2 separate regions of the Homo sapiens genome follow, and region 1 is linked to region 2. Evidence: read pairs that join two places in POLR2A ChIA-PET (ENCODE). Cell type or tissue: HCT116. All regions are shown on one strand. Links, peaks and the distances in the headings refer to the core of each region. The heading gives the core; the rest is flanking DNA. Region 1 has its middle 160 kb from the start of TRA-AGC15-1. Region 2 overlaps FOXN3 (forkhead box N3).

Region 1 (2,805 bases), core at 291-2,790, 260 kb after region 2:
CCCCAACTTCTGTGTTCAAGAGTGGTTGCAGGAATGGGGAGGAGCCCCACTCAGGAATCCGGAGGTCCAGACTAGCTCTAGGAGCAGCCCAGAGGTTTTTTTTGTGGTTACTGCCTGGGACCCCTGCTGAGGAGTGGCTATTCCTGACTGGCTCAGCTGCTCTCAGCACATGCCCGTGGGCACACCTAGGCTTCCCTCCCACCGAGGGGCAGGCGGGAGTCCTGTGAGCTGGAAGGACAGTGCACGCAGGGCAATCCCACAGTGGAGTCGAAGCTGTCAGTGTCCTCCCAGGCCCGCTGGCATTCACATTGCAATACCTGCCAAAGGACTGCCCACCACACAGCAGGCTACCTAAAGGCCTTTCCCAGGTGGGCCAGGAGAGCAGAGAAGCCCCACTCCCCGCAGCCTTCAGCCAAGGAGAGATGGAAGCTGGAGTTTCATAATCCCAGCCCCCTCCACCTTCTAGTGAAACACTTCTGAGATATGTGCTACAACCCTGCTACTCAAAGTGTGGTCCAGGGACCAGCAGCACTGACATCACTAGGAGTTTGTTAGACATGCAGAGTCTTGGGCCCCACCCTGAGCTTCTGGATCAGAGTCTGCATGTTAACAGCATCCCAGGAGCTTCGAGTGCGTGTTCAGCTTTGAGAAGCACTGCCCCATGCTGTTTTCCAAAGGTTCCAGGAGGAATAAAGACCCCATTGCCCATAGTAGCAACCTGTTCCACATCATACCTTTTACATGCTTCCTGCACTTTCCTGTTTCTCCACCTACCCACCTTCCCCAACTCAGTGCTTCCTGGGATCCCCTCCCAATTAAACTACACCGTCTCCAGGTTCATTCCTGGGGGAACCAACATAAGATCCGTGGTCTCTTTGGGACAAAGTATTGGATCTACTGCAAAGCCCAGTCCACCCCTTGCACACTATGCAATGCTGCACAAGAGAAATAAGGAAAATACTAGTATTTAGTTCTCAGGGTCCCTTCGAGGATGAAATGAGACCATTCTTGTGAGGAGTTTGCACAGTGGCTGGCACATGGTAGCCCTTCTATAAATGTTAGCTGTTGTTACTCTCCCGCTTCTGCTTCCAAAGCCACCTTAGTCCCCTGTGCCCTGTGAGTATGCAAACATCCAGGTCGTGCAGGAAGAGTGACATACAGGTTCAAAAAGGGCTTGAATCCAGCTGTGTCTGCAGTTGGCTGTGTGCACTTGGACCTACAATTTCACCCTTCTGAGCCTCAGTTTCCACACCTGTGAAATGGGAATATAAAGACCAATCTCACAGGCCATTTTAAAGAAGAAATTCAACAATGTATAGAAAGCACCTGACTCTGAGTCGGGTATACAAGTGGGTACCCAGAAGATATTTGTTGAAAGGAAAGCTGGAGGGACAGAGTTCTGAGCAGTCTGCTGGAGTGGCGGTGCCTCTCCCAGCCCAGGCCATGACTCCAGCATGACTCACCACCCCTAAACCTCAAACTTGGGCCTGGCCCTTTGCCCACTGGTGCGGCCCTCGGTGTGGGTCACCCCAGTGCTGCCTTGGCCTGAGCAAACAGGAAGAGCCAACAGGCAAGAAGGCCTGGCCTGCTGCCACTCTGAATGAGGCTCAACTTCTTGCTTCGTGCCCAGCCAGAAAAGAATGTTATTCCATGAGCCCAAATCCCTCACTGGGCAAGGCTAGCAAGAACAACTGAGGCACTGCTAGGTTTTGCAGGAGTATTGGGTGAGGGGCACCAGAATAAGGGATTATATTGAAAGGGAAAGTGTGTTCTCAGGGCATCTCCCCAACCCCTAAGGAGGGAGGGAGATTCTCCTTTGAGGGTAAATGGAGGCACAGGCCTGCTGCCTGGGAAGCAGATCTTAGCATCAGCACCAGCTGGGCAGGCCTCAACATCACCATGCGAAGCTGTTTTCTTGGAAGGGACTGCAAAATTAAAGGAAGACCAGTGATGTTTATATGCTGCTTTTAATTTTACAAAGGATTGTGTTATTCATTAGCTTATCATCTTGTCCCCTGTTGACAAGTGAGGGGAACTGAGTTCTAGAGAGGTAAATAATTGCCTTCAGTCATTTGCAAGAAGCTGAAATTTCACATCATGGATTCACAGTTCTGTGAATTCTCTACTCCAGAAAATAGACAATTTAAATGGCAGGAGAAAGAGATCCTCTGCTTTAGTGTTTAAAGTTATTTTTAAAGTAAAGGATAAGGTCTTTTATATTTGTTCAGACAGATAACATTTCTAATGCTCTTTATTTCTTGGTGTTTCCATCTAGTATCATTTTTCTTCAGTGCAAAGGACTTTAATATTTCTTGTAGTGCGGGTTTGCTGGAGATGAATTCATTCAGCTTTTAGTTTGTCAGCTTTCACTTTTGAAAGATACTTCTGCTAGGTATAGAATTCTAGGTTGACAGCTTTTTTTATTTCAGGATTTTAAAGACACATCTGTCTTGTCTTCTAACCTAACACTATTTCTGGTGAGAAATCTGCTGTCATCCTTTCTTTTGCCCCTCTGTATGTAAAGTGTACTTCCTCCCCCTACCCCGACTGCTTTTAAGATTTTCTCTTTACTACTAGTTTTAGGCAATTCAATTTTTCATGTGCCTTGGTATCATTTTCTTCCTGATTTTCGTGCCTGGAATTTCCTAGGCTTCTTAAGCCTGAATTTATAGTTTTCTTCAAATTTGCAAAAGTTTTGGCCATTACTTCTGCAAATATTTTTTCTGTTCCTACTCATTCTTCTTCAGGGGCTCCAGTTACATATATATTAGGCTGCTTGAAGTTGTTCCATAGCTCACTGATCGC
Region 2 (2,805 bases), core at 42-2,541:
CAATACAAGTTGTCCTAATAGTCAAGATCAGGAGGTTTGGTAATAGTTCTTGCTGACTGTTATGCACTAGCCCGCATCATTGCGTTATTTTCAAAATAGGGGAAAATATAATTACTTTATCCTGGGGACTGGGGATGACAAAACTCTGGTGGAGGATACTCAACAAAATAAAAAGAGACCAGGAAGGCTACAGAGTGGCTTCTGCCAGTTGCCAGGGGATTGGGCAAAGGCCAGAATTATGTGGTTGGGGAAGCCAAAGGAGAAGGGGACTCCTAAGGTTTAGCAGTGCCACTGGAAGAATCCTGAAGACAGCATTTTATTAGCTGGTTCCTTCAGGATAGTCAGACTGGGGCTGGCGACAGGGAGAGAGGAGGTCCCTTGAGTCATCAGACGTGGCTTGTCCAGAGGTAGGGACGCATAAGGGGGAAGACTGAGTGTGAAAGTGGGAAGTGACATTTCCATAGGACCTGCTGGGTGCTGTTTGGAGTCATGTGAGGCATTTGTATCCATGGTCTTACATCTTTTTAACAACTATAAGCAGGTATTATATGCTCTTTGCAGATGGGGAAACTGAAGCTCAGAGAGGTTCAGTGGCTTGCTAAATTGACACAGCCAGATATTTTTAGCCAAGGTCTGACACTTCCTTGCTCCTCCTTCACTCTAATTGGCTAAAACAAAGGGTCACAGTGGGATAGAGAGAGAAATAAGTTTGGGAAGGTAGGCTGAGCTAGACTGGGGGGTTTTGAGTGCCAGGGAGCCCAGACTTTCCCCCTAAGGTGGTAGGGGGTCCTCAGACGTTTCTGAGCCTAGCCACAGCACAGACAAAGGAGTCAAGTGCTTCCTTCTGATGCCCTAGAGGTTCTTGCAGAGCCTCGGTCTCCACAGCAGGGATTCTTTTTTTTTTTTTTTTTTTAACTTTTATTTTAGGTTTGGGGGTACATGTGCAGGTTTGTTATATAGATAAACTCATGTCACAGGGGTTTGTTGTACAGATTATTTCACCACCTAGGTATAAGCCTAGTAACCAATAGTTTTTTCCTGATCTTCTCCCTCCTCCCACCCTCCACCCTCCAATAGGCCCCAGTGTGTGTTGCTCCCTACTATGTGTCCATGTGTTCTCATCATTTAGCTCCCACTTATAAGTGAGAACATGTGGTATTTGGTTTTCTGTTCCTGTGTTAGTTTACTGAGGATAATGGCCTCCAGCTGCATCCATGTTCCCGTAAAAGACGTGATCTCATTTATGTTTATGGCTGCATAGTATTCCATGGTGTATATGTCCCACATCTTTATGCAATCTGTCATTAATGGGACTTAGGTTGATTCCATGGCTTTGCTATTGTGCATAGTGACAGCAGAGATTCTTGCTGCCCAGAAATTTATGGAGAAAAAGGCCACAGCAGTCGCTGATTTTCCATAGCTTTAACTGACTTGGACCAGATTTGTGCACTAACAAATAAGGAAAAAAAAAAAAGTCTACTGCAGCATATTTCTCATTTTAAGTTTTTTTTTTTTTTTTTTTGAGATGGAGTTTCACTCCTGTTGCCCAGGCTGGAGTGCAGTGGCACAATCTCAGCTCACTGCAACCTCCGCCTTCTGGTTTCAAGCGATTCTCCTGTCTCAGCCTCCCAAGTAGCTGGGATTACAGGCATCTGCCACCACACCCATCTAATTTTTGTATTCTTAGTAGAGACGGGGTTTCACCATGTTGGCCAGGCTGGTCTTGAACTCCTGACCTCGTGATCCACCCGCCTCGCCTCCCAAAGTGCTGGGATTACAGGCATGAGCCACCGTGCCCAGCCAGCAGTGGCTTCTTGATGCTCCAGTCCAGCATCTGTACCTGGATTTGACTGATGTGGTCCCCATCATACTCTGATAGAGTTCTTTTTGCTGGGATCCTGGAAGATGATCTTGGTTTATACATGAAGAATCTGGGGTCCAGTGAAAGTGACTTGGTAAAACCCACAGATCTGTGCCGAAAGCCTTGGTCAGCTGCCCCTTGGCCTGATGCTCTTTTCTCTGCATCAGTGCATTGCTTCACCTCTTCTTCAAGGACTCTGATTAACTGGAAGTGGACATAAACTGGTGTTATTTATGTGGGATTTGTTTTCCTTCCTACATCTTAGTTTGGGTCACTGAATATACTCAGTTTTTATAAGTGATTTTTCATTTCTGTTTGTAACTTCTGAAAATGTGCTTAAGTCTTTGAGAGTATGCTTTAACCTATAAATTTTTGTTTCATTGATTACTCAGAATGTCCTTGAATTTTAGCCTTCGAATGAGTCTCTGGACACTATTTTGCATTACCTGCCTATTAGTATTTAGCCATTGATGAAATCCACACAGATCCTTCCTGGTGAGCAAAGGACCTGATCTGCTTCTTGGTGCTGATGTTATGTGGAGAGTTTGCATATTTCCCAGAAGTAGTGACAAGTGTGACTGGAAGACTCTTAGAAAATTTTTTACTTAACTGTCTGTCTTGATAAACTCTATGTTCATTATCTTTGGTTCTTTGACTTACTTTGAAACTCCCCCCCCTCCAGCCTTAGAGATCAGCTTATATTGGGCAGGCATTTTTTCCCAGAAATAATAATATTAATATTAATAAATAGTAATAAGGTAATTACACTACTCCTGTGTGGTATCCTAAACTTTCTCATAACTTGTTCATCCATCCAGCTAATGTTGATTCCATGCTTGTAAACAGGCTTATGCTAGGCATCAGGAAAGCCGGATGATGAAGGTATAGTTTCTGTCCACCAGGAATTTCTAGTCTAGTGGGAGAGACAGACACATGAAGAAATA

What was found. ChIA-PET counts read pairs that join two places held together with the same protein. Peaks named below come from ENCODE experiments on the same cell type or tissue, not always from the same donor. Only the 100,000 strongest peaks of a DNase experiment are listed, where the experiment ranks them.
Region 1: POLR2A ChIA-PET joins it to region 2 with 5 read pairs; 2 of 35 experiments call an interaction of 5 or more read pairs at or near these places.

What each region holds. Positions count from the first base shown.
Region 1 is chr14:89,136,423-89,139,227 of GRCh38, reverse strand. No RefSeq gene overlaps it. Among named protein-coding and RNA genes, the nearest start is that of TRA-AGC15-1, 160 kb to the right of the region's middle. In HCT116, for the core only: no CTCF peak of the experiment used is centred there; a DNase peak (open chromatin) is centred at 1,507; H3K4me3 peaks cover 552 bases.
Region 2 is chr14:89,395,550-89,398,354 of GRCh38, reverse strand. All of the region lies in intron 2 of FOXN3 (forkhead box N3), which reads left to right. Among named protein-coding and RNA genes, the nearest start is that of FOXN3, 20 kb to the left of the region's middle. In HCT116, for the core only: no CTCF peak of the experiment used is centred there; no DNase peak of the experiment used is centred there.